Regions from separate parts of the Mus musculus genome. Here region 2 is linked to region 1. The links are chromatin loops, found by intact Hi-C in ENCODE. Cell type or tissue: left cerebral cortex. All regions are shown on one strand.

What was found. A loop is a pair of places that touch in the nucleus more often than their neighbours do. Peaks named below come from ENCODE experiments on the same cell type or tissue, not always from the same donor. Only the 100,000 strongest peaks of a DNase experiment are listed, where the experiment ranks them.
Region 2: it touches region 1 in a loop (3.0-fold over the local background); 12 of 42 quality-filtered maps call a loop at or near these places.

Annotation. Positions count from the first base shown.
Region 1 is chr16:60,547,221-60,555,220 of GRCm38, forward strand. All of the region lies in intron 1 of Epha6 (Eph receptor A6), which reads right to left. Among named protein-coding and RNA genes, the nearest start is that of Epha6, 54 kb to the right of the region's middle. In left cerebral cortex, no CTCF peak of the experiment used is centred here; a DNase peak (open chromatin) is centred at 3,319.
Region 2 is chr16:59,679,023-59,687,022 of GRCm38, forward strand. It overlaps Epha6 (Eph receptor A6), which reads right to left. Exons shown (of 18, transcript NM_007938.2): 15 at 3,587-3,736. Among named protein-coding and RNA genes, the nearest start is that of Arl6, 44 kb to the left of the region's middle. In left cerebral cortex, a CTCF peak has its summit at 4,581 (motif pointing right); DNase peaks (open chromatin) are centred at 4,625, 5,103, 5,843, 6,241 and 2 more places; H3K27ac peaks cover 1,108 bases.

The DNA of each region.
Region 1 (8,000 bases):
TCAATTCATAGAATCCTGTTCATATCCTGTTAAAGAGCAAGGTAAATGAAATTTGTATATTATAATAATTAACTAGAGATAACATTAAAGGAAAAACAGTTATCATTAACAGTATTTTACCACCTTTAAAATCTCAACTGCATTTAATGTATATTAATATACATTAACTATAATGTATATTATGTACACTAATATTCATTAATATACCATGGAGTATATTCAAAAGAACAAGACTTAGTCTTTTCTTCCATGGATGCTTGCAGACCACAGCCATCATGAATGACTCAATAAAAATGTGGACAGGGAAAACTCCTAACCATTTGATTCAGAGAAAACAAATGGCTCTTCCTGTCCTTCACTCTGAGAAGGAAGAAAACATTACTACAAACAGATATCTGGGAAAGGCTATCCAAAATGTTAAAAAGTCACACCAGTTGTCATGTTTATATTTAGACTCAGAACCCCTCAGAATCGATTTTAGTGGCTTTGACATGATTTTGTAAACCAAAAAACAAAACAAAACAAAACAAAACCAAAACCAACCAAACAACAACAACAACAACAACAACAACAACAACAACAACAACAAAAAGAATGGGGTATGAAACTAAACTGACAATTCACTACAGAGGAATCTCCAATGGCTGAGAAACACCTAAAGAAATGTTCAAAGTCCTTAATGATCAGAGAAAGGCACATCAAAACGACCCTGAGATTCCACTTTATACCAATCAGAATGGCTAAGATCAAAACTTCTAGCAATAGCAGATGTTGGCAGGGGTGTGGAGAAGTGTGGGAAGCGGTTTCCACTGTGCCTGTGTGGCTTAATTGGTAAACAAGCAATGTGCTCATGTGCGAGAGTATTTTCGTGCCAAGTCATGGCCCATCCCGGGGCGTGGTGATGAGGCTCTGGGAGAGCAGCCAATCAGGTGTGGACATGCCACACTAAGGTGTATATAAGCAGCGCCTTTTTGGTGCTTGGGGTCTTCCTCTTCATGTTGAAACTGGTGTAATAAAGTTGCTGCAGAAGGATCTGGTTTCTCACACGTGTGTTCTTGCTGGTGAGACAATAGCAGGTGTGTGAGAGAAGGAACATTCCTCTACTGCTGGTAGGATTGCAATCTGCTACAACGAATCTGTAAATCAATCTGGAAGTTCCTCAGAAAATTGGAAATAGATATTAATATATCCAGATGCTAAAGTATCATATGGAAAATGTAGTGTTTGCACATAACCTTTACACATACTTCCTATATTCTAAATTACCCCGAAATTAATTTTGAGATGTGGCCTAGTACACATACTATGGAAGAAGCTGTAATAATGTATTGTTTTTTATAACAATGTTAAAAATAGTTGCAGAAGTGCCCTGCACATAATAATACTTTTACTCAGATATTTTATTCTACTACTGATTGAGTCATGAATAGATTTCTCATTGGAACCCAGGAGCCTTTGTATCCTGAACTCTTCAGTAATGTATATAGGACAATTCCTAGCTCTGTGATGTTTCCCTGTCCCAGGTCTTCCCTCTGTATATCATTCCTACTTCTATGACTCTTATTAAACACTGGTATTTTTTCAAATTCAGCTTCTTTTCACCATCTAACAATTTCATCTATAACATTTCTTTGGAACATTCTCATTTTTAGTAGATCTACAAATAAAATTCTCATTACCACTTATAGCCTACCTCATGATTACTTTTTAAAGCCTTCCATAATTTTCCTGGATAAACAACAAGAAATGATGCCTGTAATCTTATATTTTATTGAGAATTGTATATATGACTTCTTAAGTATTATCTTGATTCACCCACAATGGATAGAGTTCTTTCTGTAAATGTTCTCCATTAGACTGACTCCATTTTGGGCCACAAAGTATGCATATTAATGGCATGTTCTTTCCTATGTCAGAGTGTTAAAAATATGAATAGCATACCCTCAAATGTGCTCTATGTATCAAGCTCTTATTTTGTCCTTTTTTGTTGTTTTTTGTTTTGTTTGTTTGTTTGTTTGTTTATTGTTTTTTGTATTTTGTTTTTCAAGACAGGGTTTCTCTGTGTAGCCCTGGCTGGCCCAGAACTCACTTTGTAGACCAGGATGGCCTCGAACTCAGAAATCAGCCTGCCTTTGCCTCCCAAGTGCTGGGATTACAGGCGTGTACTACCATGCCCGGTCTTTTTTTTTTTTTTTTTTTTTTTTTTTTTTTTTTTAACCAAAGCTGAGGACCGATCCCAGGGCCTTGTGCATGCTAGGCAGGCACTCTACCATTGAGCTAAATCCCAAACCCCGTATCAAGCTCTTAAAATTAAAGATAATTTAAAAATTAAGTTACTCAATGGAATCACAAAATAAGTTAAAAAAATGCTATATAGAGATGTACTTGTTCTAATGCATTACTGTTATAATAATGCCAAAAATAGTTGTAGATGATATTTCACATATTTAGATAACTTAGGAATTGATAAATGACTCAAAATTTGAATAATATGGAAATTTAGAAGAAAACAATACATATAGTATACTCTGAGTAGCTTCAAGGCTTAGAGGAGCACTTTGGAGAAGGGGTAGCTCTGGCCATATGATTAAAATCCATTGATCTAATAGCAATAAATAATAAAAGTGCTTTATACTTTTATATCAGATTGTGCCACAGGAAATTAAGGGAGCAGAGGGTTCCCTCACTTATGAAAACACAGTAATAATCTTAAGATCTTGGTCCTATGTGGAGAGAACAGCTATTGACAGAAAATCATGATTCAGGAGCTTCAACTATTGGAGGAAAATAAACTTTAATGGGTATGTAGGGAAAATCAAGATGATGTACCATATACATGCATATATATATGTATATGTATATGTATATGTATATGTAATGTATATGTATATGTATATGTATATGTATATGTATATGTATATATACACACATATATATATACATATACATAGAATATATTTATGAGTATATTATATATACCCATGTATGTATATGCATATGTATATGTGTGAATAAAACACTAAACTTAGTATAAATTCTACTCCAATTCAAATATAAAGAAACAAATATATGGATAATTGGGTGTATCTATCCAAAATAAATAAATAAATAGGCAGGAATTTTATCTTTTATCTTGTATCCTAGGCTGGTCTGTCAAATGTGTTAATCTCCAGGTTTCACTTCTGGAGCCCAAGATGACAGGCAGATACCAGCACACACAGCTTGTGCAGTGCTTCTATTCACATCCAAGTCTTTGTTCATATAAGGCAAGGTCTCCATCCTCTGAATTTCATCTCTAGCCCAGAGGATGCTCTTAACACATGCACAAAAATAGCTGATGCATTATGGCCACTTAGGTTGAAGAAAAGCTAAGAAAAGAAACATGAAACTGCATTTAAAATTATTTTAAAAGACCTAGGAAGTCAGCACGATCGCTGAAGTTAAATATAGGGATCCTATTGGTTTAACACTTCGGGTTTCATTTGAAACTGTACAGAATGATGTCCTTTCTAGAGTTTCTCCCTGAGTGAGCTTTTATATGAATTCAAACTTTTAGTAGGAACTAAAATACCTCATAAAATAAAATGAGATATTAAATTAGATCCATGATTACTTTTGCTTGGAGACATAACTGAGCCTCTAAATGGTCCAGAATTGTTCCTTAGAAAAGCAGGTTGTTATTATGGAAGGACAGGAAGCCCAATAGAGACAAGATTTTACATTATATCAAGGAAAGATTCTGCCTCTTGTTTCTGAACAAATGAGAAAAAAATATAAAAATCAGATCTATGTGATTATTGAAAATAGTGTGAGTCTACAGATGGAATTATCAAAATTCTCTCTGCCTTGCTTATCACTTTTCTTCATAATACCCTGAACTAATGCAGTGATCCAAACTAAATGTTTCTTGACACAAGTTGTTCCTATTAAGTGTTTGATCACTTTGATGATCAAGCAGCTAATACTGTGCATGCATAATAAAGTGCGTTCATGAACTTCAGTTAGGAAGCTCTGTACGTCCTATTGGATTGGAGTAGAGAGGAATGGGACTTTCTGGGTTTTCTAGATTTATGTGTCCAACTCCAAACTAGCAAACATTACAATAACATTTTTCTGCCTGACTACCACAAATAATGAAACATCTGAGCAATTTAACAAAACCACAGTTCATGCTCATCACTTTTCTCTGCTCGCTAAGCCTTTCTGTGTGTGCTTAAACACACATACATACATACATACATACATACATACATACATGCATACATACATACATACATACATTGGAGATAAGGCCTGAAATTAGCTTAATATTGTGACCAAAGGCCAAGTGACTTTGAAGTGACCAGTAGGCTTCTGTGTCACTCTAGGATCATTGCATTCATCTCTCAAGCCCCGTTGAAAAATTCCTTAAACTAAGTGCCCCAGGTCCTACTAAAATGATTTATGAAAACATTTGTTTCTCGAAGACTTAACTGTTTGGGTATTCCTACAAGCCAGCGTTCTCCTATTCTAATGACTATCTCTTCACTCTCAGTCCCAGCTTGCATAACAGTTACTTCTAGAACCATCTCCCAATATCCTTCATCTAATGGTGTGGAAGTGGCATGTTTAATGGGCCTCCTCAGACTAATGTACTTTCCATGCCAAAGGCATGACTTTATTGTTGCTGGCTATTCAATCCCGTATCTCTAGGAAATGGACTAAGTTTCTTTCATAAGTTTAGAGATTTTCATCTCATTATTCACTAAATGTTTTCTAGATTCTGGAACAATGAAATATCAAAGGTTATAAGTCTTCTAATGAGTAATAATAGTTGTCTTTGCATAAAACATATTTAAGGGTGGAAAGAAATTCAGGTGTTAGAGTCCTTGCTCTGCACTTGTGAAAAACCTGAGGACCATTCACACAATTATCTGGAAATCTGAGTCTGGTTCTACAGTCATAATCCCAGTTCCAGAGAAGCAGAGAAAAGTGAGTTCTTGTGATGTGCTAGCTTGCAGCCTAGCCTAATGGATCATATACAGGCCACTGGGAAACTGTCTTAAAATAAAGCAGATCGTTTTCCTGGAGAATGTCACTAAGACATATGCATCACAACACACATCTTTACAAACACACACTCTCACACACAAACACACACAGAGAGACAAACACACACACACACACACACACACACACACAATTTCTGCCAGTGATCAAGATTACAGTGAAATATCATTCCTATAAACATTTAGTATGTGTCTTTTTGCTTCTTATGGGAAACTTCAAATAGCTACCTATTTATATTCTTTATATTTCTTCACCACCAATGTCGATATCTTGTTATTTACATTCTGTCTGATCTTCTGTGTTGCTTTCTAAAAATCATAACATCCTTTTTTTTTCCATTTTTTATTAGGTATTTAGCTCATTTACATTTCCAATGCTATACCAAAAAGTACCCCATACCCACCCACCCCCACTCCCCTACCCACCCACTCCCCCTTTTTGGCCCTGGCGTTCCCCTGTACTGGGGCATACAAAGTTTATGTGTCCAATGGGCCTCTCTTTCCAGTGATGGCCGATTAGGCCATCTTTTGTTACATATGCAGCTAGAGTCAAGAGATCCGGGGTACTGGTTAGTTCATAATGTTGTTCCACCTATAGGGTTGCAGATCCCTTTAGCTCCTTGGGTTCTTTCTCTAGCTCCTCCATTGGGAGCCCTGTGATCCATCCATTAGCTGACTGTGAGCATCCACTTCTGTGTTTGCTAGGCCCCGGCATAGTCTCACAAGAGACAGCTACATCTGGGTCCTTTCAATAAAATCTTGCTAGTGTATGCAATGGTGTCAGCGTTTGGATGATGATTATGGGGTGGATCCCTGGATATGGCAGTCTCTACATGGTCCATCCTTTCATCTCAGCTCCAAACTTTGTCTCTGTAACTCCTTCCATGGGTGTTTTGTTCCCAATTCTAAGGAGGGGCATAGTGTCGACACTTCAGTCTTCATTCTTCTTGAGTTTCATGTGTTTAGCAAATTGTACCTTATATCTTGGGAATCCTAGGTTTGGGGCTAATATCCACTTATCAGTGAGTACATATTGTGTGAGTTCCTTTGTGAATGTGTTACCTCACTCAGGATGATGCCCTCCAGGTCCATCCATTTGGCTAGGAATTTCATAAATTCATTCTTTTTAATAGCTGAGTAGTACTCCATTGTGTAGATGTACCACATTTTCTGTATCCATTCCTCTGTTGAGGGGCATCTGGGTTCTTTCCAGCTTCTGGCTATTATAAATAAGGCTGCTATGAACGTAGTGGAGCATGTGTCCTTCATACCAGTTGGGGCATCTTCTGGATAAATGCCCAGGAGAGGTATTGCTGGATCCTCCGGTAGTACTATGCCCAATTTTCTGAGGAACCGCCAGACTGATTTCCAGAGTGGTTGTACAAGCCTGCACTCCCACCAACAATGGAGGAGTGTTCCTCTTTCTCCACATCCTCGCCAGCATCTGCTGTCACCTGAATTTTTGATCTTAGCCATTCTGACTGGTGTGAGGTGGAATCTCAGGGCTGTTTTGATTTGCATTTCCCTGATGATTAAGGATGTTGAACATTTTTTCAGGTGCTTCTCTGCCATTTGGTATTCCTCAGGTGAGAATTCTTTGTTCAGTTCTGAGCCCCATTTTTTAATGGGGTTGTTCGATTTTCTGAAGTCCACCTTCTTGAGTTCTTTATATATGTTGGATATTAGCCCCCTATCTGATTTAGGATAGGTAAAGATCCTTTCCCAATCTGTTGGTGGTCTTTTTGTCTTATTGACGGTGTCTTTTGCCTTGCAGAAACTTTGGAGTTTCATTAGGTCCCATTTGTCAATTCTCGATCTTACAGCATATGCCATTGCTGTTCTGTTCAGGAATTTTTCCCCTGTGCCCATATCTTCAAGGCTTTTCCCCACTTTCTCCTCTATAAGTTTCAGTGTCTCTGGTTTTATGTGAAGTTCTTTGATCCACTTAGATTTGACCTTAGTACAAGGAGATAAGTATGGATCGATTCGCATTCTTCTACATGATAACAACCAGTTGTGCCAGCACCAATTGTTGAAAATGCTGTCTTTCTTCCACTGGATGGTTTTAGCTCCCTTGTCGAAGATCAAGTGACCATAGGTGTGTGGGTTCATTTCTGGGTCTTCAATTCTATTCCATTGGTCTACTTGTCTGTTTCTATACCAATACCATGCAGTTTTTATCACAATTGCTCTGTAGTAAAGCTTTAGGTCAGGCATGGTGATTCCACCAGAGGTTCTTTTATCCTTGAGAAGACTTTTTGCTATCTTAGGTTTTTGTTATTCCAGATGAATTTGCAAATTGCTCCTTCTAATTCGTTGAAGAATTGAGTTGGAATTTTGATGGGGATTGCATTGAATCTGTAGATTGCTTTTGGCAAGATAGCCATTTTTACAATGTTGATCCTGCCAATCCATGAGCATGGGAGATCTTTCCATCTTCTGAGATCTTCTTTAATTTCTTTCTTCAGAGATTTGAAGTTTTTATCATACAGATCTTTCACCTCCTTAGGTAGAGTAACGCCAAGATATTTTATACTATTTGTGACTATTGAGAAGGGTGTTGTTTCCCTAATTTCTTTCTCAGCCTGTTTATTCTTTGTATAGAGAAAGGCCATTGACTTGTTTGAGTTTATTTTATATCCAGCTACTTCACCGAAGCTGCTTATCAGGTTTAGGAGTTCTCTGGTAGAATTTTTAGGGTCACTTATATATACTATCATATCATCTGCAAAAAGTGATATTTTGACTTCCTCTTTTCCAATTTGTATCCCCTTGATCTTCTTTTGTTGTCGAATTGCTCTGGCTAATACTTCAAGTACTATGTTGAAAAGGTAGGGAGAAAGTGGGCAGCCTTGTCTAGTCCCTGATTTTAGTGGGATTGCTTCCAGCTTCTCTCCATTTACTTTGATGTTGGCTACTGGTTTGCTGTAGATTGCTTTTATCATGTTTAGG
Region 2 (8,000 bases), 870 kb before region 1:
CACAGATTCTGCCGACTCAGAATTGTTCATTGTAATAAAACACACCACAGTCGGCGAAGGGAGAAACCATTTCCTAAAAACTGTCTGAAATTTTCTGAACTCATTAAAAGTCATAAAACATTGTAATGTTCCATTTGATCTGTGCCCACAGCTTTGTTAACTCACGAAAGTGCAGTAAAGTCTATAAGACACGGAAACAGAACATGGTTCGACTTTTACTCGCTGTCTCATTACTTTTCTTAGAAAGCATCTTGGTTGGAAATGGTCAAGTGTAAAACTACACCTTGATTGCATGGATAAGGAATCAAGGACAAACAGGGAATCGCCAGTATTTGGACAGAGCAGTCAGAGAATTTTTTATCAAGCTATTTCTGCTTCTAAACGTGAATCTGGGTTACTGGACCCATTGCAGATATGCTGACTTCCAATATGTTGAGATAAACAGAATTCCAGCTTCCTTTCTGGTAGCAGAGGAAGGTATTCATGAAACATAAAAGATTTTAGCTCATTCTGCTTCCATCTAGTAATGTGTAGATCCAAAGGCCTTAAGATTTGACTCCCCCAATTCAGCCCCCAAATCTACCCTCCCCCCTCAGACTCTTCCTTGAATATCCTTTGGTCACACACAGAAGACAGGGAAACCACGGCCACTGAGACCCTCCTTTGGCTCTGTGTGGAGAAAAAGTTCAGCCTGGTGTTGAGAACAAATGAGAACGGGCTTGGTGTCAGGTGATTCCTGGCTGTAGTATCCTCTCCTGCTCCAGATGGAGCCCATGTGGCCAAATGAGGCTTAATAGACAAAATCACTCTCTAAATGGTCATATTGGATGCTGATCATCAAGATCTATGGCCAGAACTGCTGGGCGAATTGTTGGGCACAATCCAGGCAGGAAGAGGCTGAAAGCAGGCTCTGGACCATTCTAGGCAACAATTAAGGACAATTTACATGGCCGTCTGAGTTGAAATGGCACAATTGGGCCATTCCCCATAGAAGCTGCCTCCCTAAGCAATCTGTCTTGTGGTCTGGCATCCTCACTTGTACCTGCTCTGCTTTATGAAAATCCTGTCTACTTTTGGCAGCTCAGCAGAGATCGGGAGAAGGCTATACTGGAGAAGGGAGACCATGAGTCTTTTCTTTGCTATCAGCATCTCCTCACAGATTATAAAATTACAGCATCTTATGATGAGAAGGCACATTGGGAAGACCTTAACTCATGTCTTTATTTTTTAATTAACTCATGAAACTGAGGCACTCTCAAAGTCTAAGCAGCTTACGTGACCGAATCAGAGTCCACATCAGCATGGCTATGCTTGCCAAATCTGTGCCTGCAATGGGTCCCAGGAGGAAAGAAATTCTAGGGATCAGGAAACTCAAGAAATGGCTCTTCCTCTTGGTCAGCCTTCTATTAGAATGGCTCCCTCTGGGTGTCTAATAAGAAGGACTAATTAGGACTCTTATTGCTTTAAGTGAATGACTTTCATGAGAGAGTCTCATAAAATAAATCAAATCCAAGCCCGGAGGGTCTTATCTTCCTCATTTGTCTTATTCCCATTAGTGTCAGGCCACATATTATACTTTTGCTTATTTATTTCATTTCTAGTCTTTCTCCTAACTGTTCAGACAGGGACTCTACAGGGGCAGGAGATCACCAGTCCCAAACAGGAAGCTGTGTGAACTCAAACAAACCAACATACAAGTCACAGTCATTCCTTGCTTTCCTCGGCCATGGCCATGGCTTGTTATAAAAGTTTACCACGGCTGCAATCTAAAAGCGCGAAGAACCCATTATCGCGAGACTCTAGACAAGAAGCAGTGCTGAAGAGAAATCGATTCTGGGATTGCTGGGATGGATTAGTTTACCCTCGACAGAATACATATGAGAGCAATGCGTCAGGGTTAAAGTGGGTATTATAGTGACGGAATTTGGGGCTTACAGGACGTAGCTACCTGGTTCTTAAGAAGTACAAATAAGCAACAAAAAATAAAACAAAAGCATAATCCAAAGTGGAGGCTCTGGTAGTAATGGAACAAGTTTCTAGTTGGAAGTTTAACTCAGGAAGTGCTGGAAAAGGCTTTTATGAATTGACATCCACTACAGACAAACAAACAAACAACAACCACCCCCCAAACAACAAAAAGGTTCAGTCACAGGGTGAGAGGCTCATTACATAAAACTCTCCTAGAGAATACAGAATTCTCGTCATGACACGGCTCTAAAATGCCCCAGTGATGGGTATGGTACAGAGGTTGCTGGCAATGCACACTGTGTGTTCCAGATGTTCCAGATGTTCTGGGGGACCCTGCTATCCCGGCTTTGTGTTTGACATTGTGCTTTCAAGCGCAATGACTGCTCATGTGGTCTTTTCCCTGCTGTTTTATAGGTATCCGGTGTTGGCATTCTCCATGATCAGTCAGTAGATTTCTAGACAGTGAAGCAGGACTCAGTTGCAAAAGCAATTCTCTATGTTAGTAGAAGCATCAATTGTGGCCAGAAATCTAACCACACTTATGCCTTTAGAATCCCAGCACTCAGGAGGCAGAGTCAGGTGGATCTCTTGGAGTTTGAGACCAGCCTGGTCTATGTAGTGAGTTCCAGGTCAACCAGAGTACATAGTGAGACCTGTCTGAAACAACAACAACAACAACAACAACAACAACAACAACAAAACAAATCTGTGAAACTGAAAGACTCTGTAGCTGTTGCACAACTACAAAAGGTGCAGAAACTGGAATCTGTACTAGAAAAATGTGAGGTGTGGAGGTTTGTAAGGGGGGGGGCTGTAAGTTTTTAGTTGGAGTAAAGAAATGTGATGCTACACTGGTTATGCTTCGTGTATGTTTAGGGATGATTTACAGTCCAGTAACTAGCTATCTTTGCATCTATGGACATTCAAAATCATATCAGTGTTTACTTCCAATCGCTATAGCTTTAGAAACCACAAGGTGCACTGGAGAAGGCAAGACAATTAACAGCCCTGGATTCTTAGACGAGGCCCACATTTGTCTGCTCTGACATCGCCCTCTTCCATTGTTGGAATGTCTGTTATTCTGATTACTGTCTCTATGACTGCAGGCAGATCATAGAGGCTACGTGTATGAACTATTCTGTTCTGTAATGTTATCAACCACAAATGTAATTGCTACAGATAAAACAACCAAAGGGAAAAAAAAAGATGACACGAAAGATTACGTATCTCAAAGGGACCTTGTGAGATGACATTTACTGATAGTGCCTTAAAGCATTCACTCTCCCTTGAAAGTCTAAATCTAGCTTAGGCTGGTTTGGACTTTGCAGTGGTACACGGAATTGCCCCACGGTTGAAATAAAAAGTCAATATTACTCTTTCTTTTGTTTAACTATAGGTAAGCAGTGCTGAGAGTGTTTCAGGTAAGATGTGTGCCCAGCATGGAACAAAGCCCAGCTCACCCAGTCAACTAGGGCTAGAATCTTCTGCATATTCTCAGGTCCCTTCTCCCTCTAGTCTCCTATGAAACTGTCAGCAAGACAAGGGTTAACCTGAGAGAGAATTGAAAGAGAGGGATGTTCCCCATCTCACAAAATGGCAGAAGTGTCCAGGTACTTACATCCTGGTTGGACATTTCCCAGTACGGTCTCTCTCCATAGGACATCACCTCCCACATGACAATCCCGTAGCTCCACGCGTCACTGGCTGAGGAGAACTTTCTGTAAGCAATAGCTTCTGGGGCTGTCCACCGTATAGGGATTTTCCCTCCCTGAAAAAACAAATAGGATATTTCTCAGATGGTTCCCAAGTATATTAAGACACAGGCACTCTGTTCAGAGGTCTCTTGTTTGCCTTTCCTAAGTGCTTGATAATACTGTTGACGCTTTAAATTAGAATAGAGAGCTTGGATAATGTTAAATGGCAGAAATTTCCCCCTGATAATTGTTATTCAGGAAAAAAAAAGCTTTCATGGGGGAAAAGTCTCATTTTAGAAGGATTTTATTTCATTCATTAGAGAAATTTATTTTTACTTTAGATTCACACAATTAAACACACTATTATGCCATTTGGAGAAAGTTCCAGATTATGGGACATTAAAAACTAAATGTTATTCAACACTCATTAAGCACTGTATTACGTTTATAAATAATAATGAGGCTAAAGCTCTATTCTAGTTGAAGACAAATGGTTAAACAGGCTGAATAGCCGGTACCAACTCCACATTTAAGAGGATGGAATTTTCTTGCTTTTCCTCAGCCTTGATTACATTTATTATTACTAATTTTTAAATCTTTGCCATGATACAAAATCAGAGGTGTATAAAAAGTTCTATTTTTCACCCGTTAAGGTACATTGCATCTTTTCCTTCAGTGTTCAAGTTTATGTCTGAACATCATAAAAAGATTAAATTGCACAAATTTATACTGCTTAGATGCTAACATCTGTCATTGTGTTATACTTAACTTTTATTAACATTTATTACATTTTATCTGTTGAAACACTCTGTAAATCCCATTTTACTGTGATGACAAGAATAAAACAATTCATCCATTCAATTTGTAGTAATCTCCGAATTGCCATGTTGCACAGATGTGGCGACCCTTGTGCCACTAGATGGCGGTAGAGAACAAGAAGCGGGTCCATCTAACTCAAACCGGGGAGATAGGCTTCAGTTCCAACAAAATTATTTTCATCAGTCAGAACCCGCCACTGTGGGACTGTTTCAACATCATCAGCATTTTCATGCGCACAGCATCTGAGCTCGCAATGTGCACAAAATCTGTGTTAAGGGAAGTGTGGGGGAGGAGCAGAGAATAAAGTCTGTATTTTCTTTCATCATTGATGAATTTATGGGTTGGGAAACATCTATTAAAGGTGAAAATCTCCAGTACTATAATCCTTAATTATTTAACAATTGAAACACGATGAACTTCAAGCGAAAAAAAGATTCATCTGAAGTTGGAACAATTTAGGCTTCATAAGGCAAATGAGAGAATTAGCGAAACCCTCACTTCAGAGATGTCTGGAGGGGATTGTTAGGACCCTTGGGAAAACAACTTAAATCCAGTCCTCTGCTTTTACAGGTGAGTGAGATGTTCAGAGATGAAGAATTAGTATCTGAAGTCTACTTGTGTAGCCACACGATGAGATGATGGGGCCTTGCTAGAGACACGAAAATACTTCAGCTGCAGAGTTGGGTACATAACTGATTTTAATATTTTAACATGATATATTGTAGTCATCTATCATGGCAGCAGCTTGGACAGGAGCCTAACGCCTAGGTTTTCCGTGCTTTAGGGGGCATAGGTCTTTTAAAAACCTTGTAATAAGGACTAGAAAATTACATTTATGAAGTTAGTGAAAGCAATGTAACTGGGTGGGTAGGTGGAGGGCAGGAAAGGGGAAAGGTGTCATTATTTTTATTTTTTTCCTTAAGCTTCTCACACAAGCCACGTGTGAAAGAGACTGTGGAGTCTAAGCCACCTCTCCACACCCCCATCCCCAAAGATTCGATCTTTAACATAATTTAAGTTTGCCAGAAAAACAAACAAACAAACAACAATCACACAGCACCCACAGTTAAGTGAATTCTACACAAATACCAAATACTTGTTCTTTATTTTTTTTTAAGGGTAAATATACCCCATGATGGAGTTTTATGGAATGGTGTGTCCCAATTATCAAATGAGGTTAGCATTTGCCATAAATGAATAAATCAACCATCTTTTTTTTTCTTCTGTAGTTGAAATATGCACCCTATATTTTGATTTGTTAAATTTGGCAAGTCCTAGTCAAATGTACTGAGAATACGATGTTGTAAGCATGCTGTCCCTGAACATTCAGGAACATTCTAAGGCAGCTGGTATGATCACACCTACTCTCCTGCCCCTGTGTTAAGTCTCAGTGTATTCCTTGAAATACTGCAAAGCCACAGCTAACCGAGACTTCATGTTCAATTTACCTATTGTCTCATAAATAATATCCTTATCCAAGTGATTTGCAGATTCATATAAATTTGTATATCAGACAACGTTCACATGGAAAGGTGAATTTTATCAGTTTTCTTCTTGAGATTTTTTTTTCTCTTCTCCCTAAAGGGAAGATATTAAAGACATTTGACAAGCCACATTGCTACCTGTTGTGAACGGCATTCATTCTAAATTCACCCATGGAAGCCCTAACTCACTGTGTGACTATATTAAAAGAGACTTAGAAGAGAAATTCAGGTTAAATCAAGCCATAAAAGTATAACCCAATACGACTGGTGTCCCCACAGGGGGATGCAGATACAGCAAAGACTCTGCAGGCACAGAGAAAAGGCCATGTGGGGACATGCTTGGGAAGGAGCCAGCTGCCTGTGAGCTGGAGAAGCTTCCAGAAGAGCCTCACTTGCTGACATCTTGGTCTTGGACGCCAGAACGAACTACAAAGAATACATTTCTGGTGTTTAGGACACCCAGTTGGTGGTATTTTCTCATGGCAACTCTGGCAGACTAATTGTTACACGACCCCAATAAAAAAAATGAACCTTGTTCAATACTTGTTCAAATGAACACCACTGAAAAATGAACAGTATATCTTTATTTCAAATTCTTTGCCTAGTGTTGTCTGGAAATGGAAAGTGTAAGCCAGAATAATCTTAAAATAATATACAGGGGAAAATGGGACAGACGTTTAATGTGGAAAACATAATTTTAAGTAACAAAATGCATAAATCTAATAGTGGGCAGAAACTGGGACGCTTCTGAGCTCACATGCGACAGAGATAAGGAGACGTGCAATGCATATTTTCTTCTTCTGATGAAGAATACTAAATATAGTTTATTTCTAGTTGTAACATGAGGGAAAAGGGATGGGAGCCTTAAGCCTTGGGCACCGTTTCCAATTCTTACATTAAAAGAAGTAGAAGTATCTTTTGTATGCATGTACAGTGTGTTTATATAGTGTGTAGATGTGTTTGCATGCTTGCATGTGTGTGAGAGAGTGAGGGTGCTCATGTGCCGTAGCACATGTGGGGAGCATCCGTGTGGAGGTCAGAGAACAAACTCAGGCATCAGCCCCCACCTTCCATGTTGTTTAAGGCAGGCTCTCTTTGTTGTTTGGTGATGTACAGCTGCAGTCAGGTCCCTGGCTCCCAAGCTTCTGGGGTGCATCCTGTCTCTACCTCCCATCTCACTGTAGGTGTGGATTACATATGTATGCTGCCTTACATAGCTTTATGTGTATCCTGGGGATTGAGATTCAGGTCCTCTGAGTCCTCTGAAGAGACCCCTTCCCCCTGGCTCCCATCCTTTTAATAAAATGGACTAACTTACACTGTGGATTAATCTTGTCTACATGTTTTCACCCCTGAGCACTGAAGTGCTTTTTTTTTTTTTGGTCTTTCATGTTTTCTGTTATTTCAGGAAGCTCTAACCACCAGATGCTTGCTTCAGGTTGCAGGAATGAACAAATAGTATCATTCTTTAGATTTGAAACCACAATCATGGCTAGTTGTTTTCACCATATGGTTAGTGAGCCAGAGAAGAAAGGATGCTAATCAAAGGGACTAGCCGGGATCCAGAAACATTTTCGCTACTGATTCCTCTCTTACATAGCAAGCTTAATCACTGAGGAACAAAGAGGGGACAGGAAGTCAGAGACACTGAGGCTACTGAAACTATCACTAGGGAAGATTTTTACCCTGTTTTCCAAATTATATTCAAAGCTTGTTACCCAACAAGTAGGTAGTGTGCTGCGGATGTAAAGGTGAGGATGTAACAGAATAAGGAGTCTGCACATGTGTATATGTGTGCATGTCCAGCACACCACAATGCAGCTATATTCAGATCTATTTCACATCTAAATTTTAGAACGTAGGGCTGTTCTCGCAAGAGACCAGTTAATAGATAGGTAGTAAAATCACAAAGACTTAATACTAAAATCTAACAAAAAATGATCCAGAGAAAGCAAAGACATTTGAAAAAAATCCTCCATTTCTCATTCATTGGAATTGATCATTTTAACCCAAAGAAAAAAGATTTCGAATGGAC